Linked DNA regions of Homo sapiens: region 2 is linked to region 1. Evidence: chromatin loops called from intact Hi-C (ENCODE). Cell type or tissue: endothelial cell of umbilical vein. All regions are shown on one strand. Each heading gives the region's core, and the rest is flanking DNA. Links, peaks and the distances in the headings are about the cores only.

What was found. Peaks named below come from ENCODE experiments on the same cell type or tissue, not always from the same donor. Only the 100,000 strongest peaks of a DNase experiment are listed, where the experiment ranks them.
Region 2: it touches region 1 in a loop (2.3-fold over the local background); 4 of 110 quality-filtered maps call a loop at or near these places.

What each region holds. Positions count from the first base shown.
Region 1 is chr18:33,182,227-33,187,621 of GRCh38, forward strand. The region is part of intron 20 of CCDC178 (coiled-coil domain containing 178); the gene reads right to left. Among named protein-coding and RNA genes, the nearest start is that of CCDC178, 260 kb to the right of the region's middle. In endothelial cell of umbilical vein, for the core only: no CTCF peak of the experiment used is centred there; a DNase peak (open chromatin) is centred at 2,115; H3K27ac peaks cover 2,207 bases.
Region 2 is chr18:33,114,188-33,119,582 of GRCh38, forward strand. All of the region lies in intron 20 of CCDC178 (coiled-coil domain containing 178), which reads right to left. Among named protein-coding and RNA genes, the nearest start is that of CCDC178, 320 kb to the right of the region's middle. In endothelial cell of umbilical vein, for the core only: no CTCF peak of the experiment used is centred there; a DNase peak (open chromatin) is centred at 2,384.

The DNA.
Region 1 (5,395 bases), core at 153-5,152:
CTGAAATACACTGGTGGAGAAATGTAGGGAAGTATGCACTTTATAGTATCTTTAAATCCAAGCTGAATAACAAGTAGAAAAATAAGTATTTAGTGGCAGATATTTCCAGAAGCTGATCTTTTAAATTCAGATGATTGTAATTTTTCTAAAGTACTACAATAAGATTACATTTTAAAAAATCAAATTATAAGTCTGTCTTTTATACTATCTTTCAATATAACAAATTTCAAACTCTTCAAAATATACTTGTAATAACATTTTTAAAATCTCACTCTTTATATTGTGTGCTAAAGCATGTTGAGAAATCTTTCAAATCTTTGGTGCTGGGAGTTGAAATTTCCTGACATAAGCTAATACATTTTTCATCAAGTGCTAATAGATGAAAATGATTAGTTAGATCAAAGGAATGTATGCATAGTCTCTCACTATATATGTCAACATGACAAGTCAAATTAATTTTACATTTAGTTATTGCTCTATTATACATTACTGAGATATATAAAAAAGTGTAACTCTAAAATCATTTAACATTATTGTGAATTTCTATACATTAAAATGGAAAATCATTAACATTTGTCTTATATTCATATATAATCATAAATATATCCCAATGTCTCTTTAAAAAGTATATTTGCAATGTGACCGTTTGGTTTAATGATCAATTCTTAAGTAAGAGGAGCTAATACTATTGTTTTTAAAACATAAACATAGGCTATATGAATCTCAGTTTTTATTACATCACACCAATACTTGTTTCTTACCTTTTTCTCTAAAGAATTTATTTTTCTATTTATTTCTACATTATCTACCAGTTACTTTATTTTTCTATCTTGATAAATCTGGTTTTTAAATTAGGATTAGGTTATTTCACCGATATATGCATTTTATTGGCTTTACAACAGTCAAAATATTGTTTCAGGGGCTCTTTTTTTGTTGTGGTATATAAACAGAGAACAGAAAAAGGAAAGGCTGACTTTTAGGCTTTTGACAGGAGTCTTGTATAAGTGGAAGACTTTTAATTCTCAAATTGTTTCACTTCAATAACTCTTTTAAAGTTGTTGCGCCAAGATGCCTGGCGGATTAAGCTCCATTGCCTTTTCTTGTTTTGAACTAATGTATTCTTGATCACCGTTTAATGAAACTATATACCACATGGGAGATTTCACATTAGATAAGCCATGTGAAACCCTCATCAGACAAGTAGCTCTGGCTGGTGGTAATCCTTCAGATGAAAATTTCAGACTAGCAGGTTTTCCAATTTAAATGAGCCCCTTTAACTATAAAAAATTGGCACGGTATGATTGCTAAAAATTATTTTTAAATTTTTATGTTGCCAAAGTACCCTGGTGGCTGTGAAAAACAGAAATACTGCCGTAAATACAGAAAACATTAACTGGTCACTGAGGGGATCCAATTTACAACCCATAGAGACAACTCACACAGCTCACTGACACTGGCGCTATTGGGTTTGTGATAGGGCATTCAGCTCTGCTCCCCCCACACAGAAGCCAAGCTCATCTTAAATATGCAATTAAATAGATTTATTCTACAAGTTTCTCTAGTCAGTGGTTATTACTCTTACTTCATTGCACTCTGATCTATAGAATTTTCATGATGTGTTCAGGTAGCCTTTAGGAAGCAACAGAACTTGTTATGAATTTTCAATGAAAAATTATCTGGGGAGATTCACATGTGCTATTTAATATTTTATTAGAGTGATTCAGTTTATCTTAAAAGACTTATCTGTTCTCTATCTATGTTTACTCTAGCCCAGAATCACTGCCACCTATTAATATGTCTACAGCTTAAAGTATAACTAGTGGAAATAAGTTATTCTCAGCTTAAGTTTGAACTGTAGATTTGGATTTCAAACAAGAAGGAAAAAGAGGATGTTTAGATTTGTTTTTTAGTGTATATAATATTTTGTTTTAGCCTGTCACAAATGTCAATGACTTGTGCACAAGCACAGATTATGTCAAGAGACTATGCCTCTCTTGTTCATAGTATATAACATTAGTAGATATTTGTTTGAAAAAAATACTCATGATGTATTTACTTCGGAATGCCATTGTCATCTAATTTTGACATATAAGATATTGTACAGAATAAGAGGAAGTGTGCTACCCAAGAAGCAAACAAAGTAACGGCTACTTACAAGGAACCAAAGCTATGACTCAGTGTTTCAGATATGAGGAATAAGCAATGCAATCAATAGTTCTTGGCAAGCAGTGAAGGCAGGACAAAAGACTAAATAATAAGACAGTCTAATATATACATACATTACTGCCATCAACCAAACAGATATACACTAACCAGTATACACTGACCAGAAAACGAAGAACCTAGTAAGTTTAAAATAGAAAGTTGCTGCAGCCAAAGGCATTCAACTGTGCCCTTCTTCAAATATTAGTCTATTTTTGGGGGAAAACTTCATAGACTCAGAATCCTACAGGATTTTGTTTAATGAATCAATTGCTTCCAATTATATTTCCTTTAGTGATGAACTACCAGAGCACATTCTGTAATAGTGAAGTATTATATAGTTTACTAAAAAATGATGGGAAAATGTGTGCAGTTATTAACATAAGTATTACAAAATTTTAAAAAACTGACATCTTTCAAGGAGCAAAGTGGTCATTATTCAGGTTTACTTAACCTGCTCACAGTTACTTATTGAAATCAGGTCACTGTGGTATTACTGCTTCTTGTAACTAGTTGCACTGAAGTGAAGCAGAATAGAAAAGTTAATTTGCATCTATACGAGACCAAAAAGACTCAAGTAAAGATCTGTACACAGCTTTTTTTTTCTGAAAGTATGACAACAGCAATACTGTAAAGATAGCCATCTAATATCTTTCAGGTGAATGTGGGGGTGTGACTCCTTAGCCCCCTCTTCCACAGAAAGGTGCACTGCAGCTTAAAGAAATCATTTGAGAGAAGGTCGGGAAAGGGGTGTGCTCATCCTGCATCACAATTACTACGAGAAAGGGGAAACTGGAAAGTACAGAGGGAAACTTGCAAGGATGAACAAGAAGAGAAAACCCCAATTTCTTCCAGAGTATGCAGTGTGGCAGGGAAAGTCTTGTTTTAAAGAAAAAGGAAAACACCTTCCATGAAAAAATGAAGGAATGCAGAAAAGAGATATGGATGAAAGGGGTAAGAGTACATTGCGAATACTGCTTTAAATCTTTGCAAACATGCAAACACAGGGGAAAAAGCACACTAAATCATTATACTCCAGTATGTATTATTATCTTTTCTAGTATCTGGTTTATATTAGCTACAGTATGAAACCACAGTCTGCAGAGAAATTAAATAACCTCCTTTGGAACATTTTTAAAAAGAACGTTACAAAATAAAAATAAAGTCAAAAGTAGAAGGTTATTACACAAGGAGATCGCAGTAAACAAATATAGAAAAGACACATCAAAAATTTTTCTCACAAAGAGAAATTTAGATATATTTAGTAAAAGGGGAAGTTCTGATTTGGTACCACTTAATTTAAGGTAATCTTGAATACCCTTAACAAGAGCAGAGAAAACCTGGGCTTTTTGTATGAAGGTTAAAGAAGATGTTACATAGAAAGTATCATCTTAAAATGCCTATGGGTCAGTAGTTTCCAACGTTATTTTCTTGCTCTGGTGGTTCACCAGAATATCTCTAGAGTGAGAAAATGGGTATTGTTTGAAAGAAAAAAAAACCACTACACTACCACTACCAACACCACCAACACCAACTGCAACAACAAATCTCTCCAGGCTTACAGAGTTCATCTTTCATCTGCCTTAATGATTCCATATTTCATCTATTCAGTCATGCCTCTAAGAATAATTTATTATCTAATATATGTCAAGTATTGTAATATGTTCAAGTTAGATACATATGATGTAGTTGATGAGGCCTGTTTCAAGATGCTTAGTACTCACATAAATATGTACAGTACATGATAAAACTTGGAATTTGCCATTCAAAATGTTTAAAATTACATATCACTCTTTCTACTAGGAAATTATTCTGATTTTCAATCTAATAAGCTGCCTTACATGAGTAAAAGAGTGTGTATGTGTGTGTGTGTATTTTAAACTGGGTATTTTAATCTTAAATAGCAACTTAGCACTCTTAGCAGTTGTATATGGTGTCAGCCAATCCCAGACCACCTCTTCTGTCTGTAGACCAGACGCACTGACCATAGTATGTGTGTTAACAACCTGAGAAAGTATTTTCTTACATGTGTAGTGACCAAAACATAGTCAAAGATTATTTTTAAGTGACAATGTTCTAATTCTGCATAATTAATAAAAGAGAAACAAGGACGTAGTTGAGGTTAAAGTCTATGGAGCCATATGATGATTCATCAGCAGAGAAACTCTCCTCCCTGAGTTTCCTTGTTTAGTTTTATGTTGGGGTATTGAGATTGTTACTTTTTCTTTCAGCGCATCCTCGTGAATCTACCTAGCCTATAAAGGATTGCCCAGAGACCAAGATTTGGACCTTCTGCTAGACTGTGATGTTTTCATGTTGTTAACTTGGAAACTCTTTTCCAGAACCTCTTTCCCTCCACAATTCTAGATTAGAAGTGACCAATACGTTAACTGGTATCAGATTTGGAAGGTGGAAGTGAAGCACTGACTCTTACTTTTAGAAGACCTTTGCAGTCAGAGAGAGCAGTTGAAAGAGGTTGTGATGGACAGACAGACATGCTGTACTAGTCCGTTTTCACACTGCTATAAAGAACTGCCTGAGACTGGGTAATTTATAAAGGTAAGCGGTTTAATTGACTCACAGTTCTGCATGGCTGGGGAAACTTACAATCATGGAGGAAGGCAAAGGGGAGACAAGGCACATCTTACATGGCGGCAGGAGAGAGAGAGAGAGAGAGAGAGAGAGAGACTGAGAGAGAGAACTGCCAAACATTTTTAAACCATCAGATCTCATAAGAACTCACTCACTATCATGAGAACAGCATGGGGGAAACCAACCCCATGATCCATCATCTCCCATCAGGTCCCTCCCTTGACATGTGGGGATTACAATTCAAGATGAGATTTGGGTGGGGACACAGAGCCAAACCACATGATATGGCCCACCCTGTCTCCACTCCATGACTCCATATTCAGTTCATCTTCATCTGTAGCCTCTTTTTGCAATAGATGCAACCCTTTCTCTCCTGACGAAGGAAGTTACTCTCTTCTTGTATGACATTTCCTAATGTCAATCCCCTTCAGAGAAATACTGACCTCTTTAAGACACACCCTCAATACATCTCATTCCTTCTAGGCTTATAACCAGACTCAAGTTCAGGGAGGACTCAGGGATCAGATACAAAATGTGACCTTTAAGTATGCACCACATACATCAAAATAATGTCAAAATGTTAAAAATTTGTATAAACAAA
Region 2 (5,395 bases), core at 306-5,305, 68 kb before region 1:
TAAACCTGCATGAGGAAAGGACTGGAGGATCCCTTTTCTTTTACTAGGTTGGGTGAGGAGAAAGAATATGGAGGAAGAGGCCAGATGTCAGAGAATGTCTGCAGCACATTCTGCATCAGCCTTGAGAATGCTGTGCAGGAGAGACCCTGGTAGCCCAAATCACCATACAGAAGTCCGAGAGAATGGGGGGTGGGGAACTTGGGGTCTGTAAGGAAGAGAACCCAGTAATTGAGAAGGGGAACACTGCAATGGGGATTGGACTTTGTGAATTCAGAATTGGTTCATAATGGTTAATAACTACTTAACAGTTATTACTCTATTACTAATTAATGGCTAATAGTCCATACTTATTAATCTGTCCCTAAGTTAAAGGAGCCCACAGAAAATCCAAAAGCAGAATATGAGGCAAATAGCTCTTTTTCACATTCAATTATCTTGTGTTAAATTCTTAAATCACAAACTTTGGCAATATGTAGATTAAATGAAACAGGGCTATAGTTACTTTTTAAAAAATGTTTAAATTTTTTAAGCTATATTCAAATATTTTATTTAAAGGAAACTCAGCAAAGGCAGAGTCAAATACACTGTTCATTCTTCTAATAGGACAGACCACCTAGGAGAAGTGAGAAGTGGAGGGATGAGAGAAAATTAATCTGTTCCATATTTCCAAAGGCCAAAGTTTTTATGTAATGAGCCAAAATAGCAAGGGAAAAAGAATGTGGCTGCCTAGTTGTCATTTGAATAATAGAGATTTACAGGTCAAAAAATAGATGAGGTTGGATTGCATGGTTCTGGGGTTGAGCCAGGTAGATTGAATAGAGGTAAATTCTTCTCTTGATTACACGATCTCATGTTGCACCAGAGAGAGGAAACTGATATACCAGCATTTCCCTCTCTAAAACAGTTGTCCATCCTGAGCTTCTTATTAATGCTATTCTTCCTTGCTTGGTTCTTTTCTTCACCAAAAATGTTTAAATTTAACTGAAGTGTTTTAGGGTATTATCTTCGCCATTTACTCATGTCCCTGATGTTCGTTACTGACTTAGGCCCAACCTTTCATACATGGGTATTGCACTCAGCCTGTAAAATCTTTAGTATAATGGTATCATGTTTCAACATAGCTCTATTTTATTTAACTTGGTTTATCAAAATGTACTATATCCAGAAATTGTTTAGAAGCCTTATTGTAAGAGAATTTTATGAAAAAGTCAATTCTCACCATCCTTTTTTCACTATTAGAAATAATAGTGATACCAAGTCTTAAAACTCCTGTTTCTCAAACTAGGATCACTATAATGTTCTGTGAAAAACTTCCAAGATAGATCTTAATTTTTTTTCAGCCATAGCGTCTACAGTCAAATACTGACTACAGTTTTAGTAATCACCGAACAAAGATTGTATTTTTCTTCATACAGCCTTAAAAATTTGTCTACTTTACCTGTATGTCTAAATCATACATTTGCATACTTCACCTCCCCCGCCGCCGCCCTGCTACGTTAGCATTCCATTGCTGATAGTCACTATAGACCATCTATAGTGACCATAGTAGTTCACTATAGACCCCAGATGTGCTCCTGCACATTCTGAGTCCTTTCAAGGAGTTAATCGTTCTGCCTCAGTCCAGGTCCATTTTTCTCTGAAAGGAATCTGCTAAAATCTATTATTTAGGATAAGTGCATTTCAAGTAGTTACAGTATACATGATGACTCTTTTATTGCAAATTAGATTATTTTAATTCTTACTAAGTTTATTTTGACTAAATTGATGTCAAATGAAATTTGACAGTTTTTCAACTTGAAACTTTTAAAATAAAAAATATTACCACAAAATATTCCTAATTTTTTCTGATAGTTACTCTTCAAGGAATTGCCACACTGAGCTTAGCCGTCAAGGTAATTATCAGGACCTGTGAATTATTAACCTAGAATCTGCTGCACAGATTTACCAACCCAGGAGAGTCTGCAAAGCTGAGCTACTACAGAGGGGGCTTTACCTTTCTAAACCTCAAGCTACCACCAGGGAAATTTGGGAGATTTGGGTCATAACTGTGGTGGCCAAATCTACTCCCACTTAATGCTTTTAAGAACATATGCTTTGGAAGGAAAACCAAGGTTCCAAAGAGTAGTTGAAAAGTCTAAGGCAAAGATGTTCTAAATTAATCTTGTAGAAATGAAACTGTGGATAGACAAGGGAGTGGCTTTGTATTAGTCTTGCATTGCTGCATAACAAATCACTACAAAGTAAGCAGCTTAAAACAACATCCAGGGATCATCTCACAGTTCTGTAGGTCAGAAATTCTGGCATGGCCCAGCTGGGTTCCCGGCTTAGTGTTTGACACACAAGGTGGCAGCTGGAGTGAGTTCTCACTCAGAAAACACCCAGAGCCGTTGCTCACTTTTCAAGTCCGTCAGATTGCTGGCAGGGTTTATTTCCTTATAGCTGTATGACTGAGGTTCCTGTTTTCCTGTTGGCTGTCAGCCAGGCATTGCTCTCAGCAACTAGAAATGCACTCAGGTGGCCCACTCCAGCTTCAAGCCAGCAGGGAAGAACCCCCTGTCAAAGCCCCTCTCACACTGAATCTCTTTTACCAGGAAAAGCCTACTCTCTTTTAAAGAAAATTTACCAGGAAAATCTCAGGCCTGGTTGATACAGGGTCCTATATTATATGCAGACATCACCTGAAAGCAGACAGCTATAGCACTACAATCACTTTCTGGGACAGCCATGAAGAACAATGGTGAAGGAGGATTCCCCCAGTGGGCAGCATTTCCTATGAGCAGTGTACCTAGTTGTTTATTTGGTCTGGATGGAGAAAAAGCCAGGGGCATGAATCTATATCAATTGATGGTCTGTGGTTAATAGTTTGGCTGGATGACCATGGACTACTAAGGGGCATGGTTAGAAAATTGATGAAAAGGAGGTCTGGGGAAGACAAATATGTATTGCCCATTCTTAATGGGCAAAAAATGAAGATATTTGTGTCTCATATTAAAATTTACCAAAAGGTCACCTCTGCAGAAGAAGATTTTAGAAATCAAGTGGGTAAGATGGTCCATTCAGTCAATTATGAATTAGCCTCTTTTCTCAACCACGCCTGGCATTGTCCAATGAGCTTCTGAACAAAATGGCCATGGTGTTTATGGCAATTAATGGGATGGAGGTTATGCATGGGCTCAGCAACATTGACTTCCACTCACCAAAGCTGACCTGGATACAGCCACTGCAGAGTCCTTAATCTGCCAGCAACGTAGACCAACTTGAGTCCCTGATATGGCAACATTCCCTGAGGTGACCAGTCAGCTACCTGGTTGCAGGTTGATTACACTAAACTGCTTCGTTTATTGGACACAGGAAGGGGAACATCACACACCGGGGCCTGTCGTGGGGTGGGGGGAGCGGGGAGAGGGATAGCATTAGGAGATATACCTAATGTAAATGATGAGTTAATGGGTGCAGCACACCAACATGGCACATGTATACATATGTAACAAACCTGCACGTTGTGCACATATACCCTAAAACTTAAAGTATAATTAAAAAAAAAAAAGAAAGAGACACTTAATCTAGATATGGACTTGCCTTCCCTGCTATAAAACACTTCATCTAGTTGTAGTTGTTTGGTAGGGTGACCCAAACCCTCATTCTTGAAGAGTGATGTCTATTCAATCCTGATCAATTGGGGTATTGTAGTTTTCCATTGACATTTATCACAAGACATGGGGGTACAAAGAGAGGCCCTGGAGGGCCTCCTTATTATTCTCATTGTGTAGTAGCAGCCCAATTTCCCCAGGGTAGTCAGGATCAATCACTGCAGCCAGCAGAGTAACCCCTGTCTGACAACCACAGACATACAGAATGCCTTATCATTTGGCACAGCATTTTTTTCTGACTAGTGAATTCACTCCATAGTAAATGAAATGTATTGATAGGCCAATGCTCATGGAAGTCACTGGTTTTATCATGTTCCCCATCATCCTGAAGCAGGCACTTGATATAATGGTGGAATGGCCTTTTGAGCACTCAGTTATGATAACAACTAGGTGGCAATGCCTCCTAGTTGGGGCATTGTCCTCTAGACAGGGGACAGAGCTGGGGCAATGTCCTCTAGGATGTGATATCTACTCTAAATCAGCCTCCAATGCATGGTGCTATTTCTCTCACAATCACCATTTACTGGTGCATAAATCAAGGGGCATAAATGGAAGTGGCTCCACTCACTATTATCCCTACTGATCCACTACCAAAAGTTTTGCTTCCCATTCTCATGATATAACTCTGCTGATCCAGAGGCCCAAGAACCAAAGAAAGAAGGACCTCTTCAAGAACTACAAACCACTGCTCAATGAAATAAAAAAGGACACAAACAAATGGAAGAACATGCCATGCTCATGGATAGGAAGAATCAATATTGTGAAAATGGCCATACTGCCCAAGATAATTTATAGATTCAATGCCATCCCCATCAAGCTACCAAGGACTTTCTTCACAGAATTGGAAAGAACTGCTTTAAAGTTCATATGGAACCAAAAAAGAGCCCGCATCACCAAGTCAATCCTAAGCCAAAAGAAAAGCTGAAGGCATCATGCTACCTGACTTCAAACTATACTACAAGGCTACAGTAACCAAAACAGCATGGTACTGGTACCAAAACAGAGATATAGACCAATGGAACAGAGCAGAGCCCTCAGAAATACCACACATCTACAACCATCTGATCTTTGACAAACCTGACAAAAACAAGAAATGGGGAAAGGATGCCCTATTTAATAAATGATGCTGGGAAAACTGGCTAGCCATATGTAGAAAGCTGAAACTGGATCCCTTCCTTACACCTTATACAAAAATTAATTAAAGATGAATTAAAGACTTAAATGTTAGACCTAAAACCATAAAAACCCTAGAAGAAAACCTAGGCAACATCATTCAGGACATAGGTATGTGCAAGGACTTCATGTCTAAAACACCAAAAGCAATGGCAACAAAAGCCAAAATTGACAAATGGGATCTAATTAAACTAAAGAGCTTCTGCACAGCAAAAGAAACTACCATCAGAGTGAACAGGCAACCCACAGAATGGGAGAAAATTTTTGCAATTTACTTATCTGACAAAGGGCTAATATCCAGAATCTACAAAGAACTTAAACAAATTTACAAGAAAAAAACAACCCCATCAAAAAGTGGGCGAAGGATATGAACAGACATTTCTCAAAAGAAGACATTTATGCAGCCAACAGACACATGAAAAAATGCTCATCATCACTGGCCATCAGAGAAATGCAAATCAAAACCACAGTGAGATACCATCTCACGTCAGTTACAATGGCGATCATTAAAAAGTCAGGAAACAACAGGTGCTGGAGAGGATGTGGAGAAATAGGAACACTTTTACACTGTT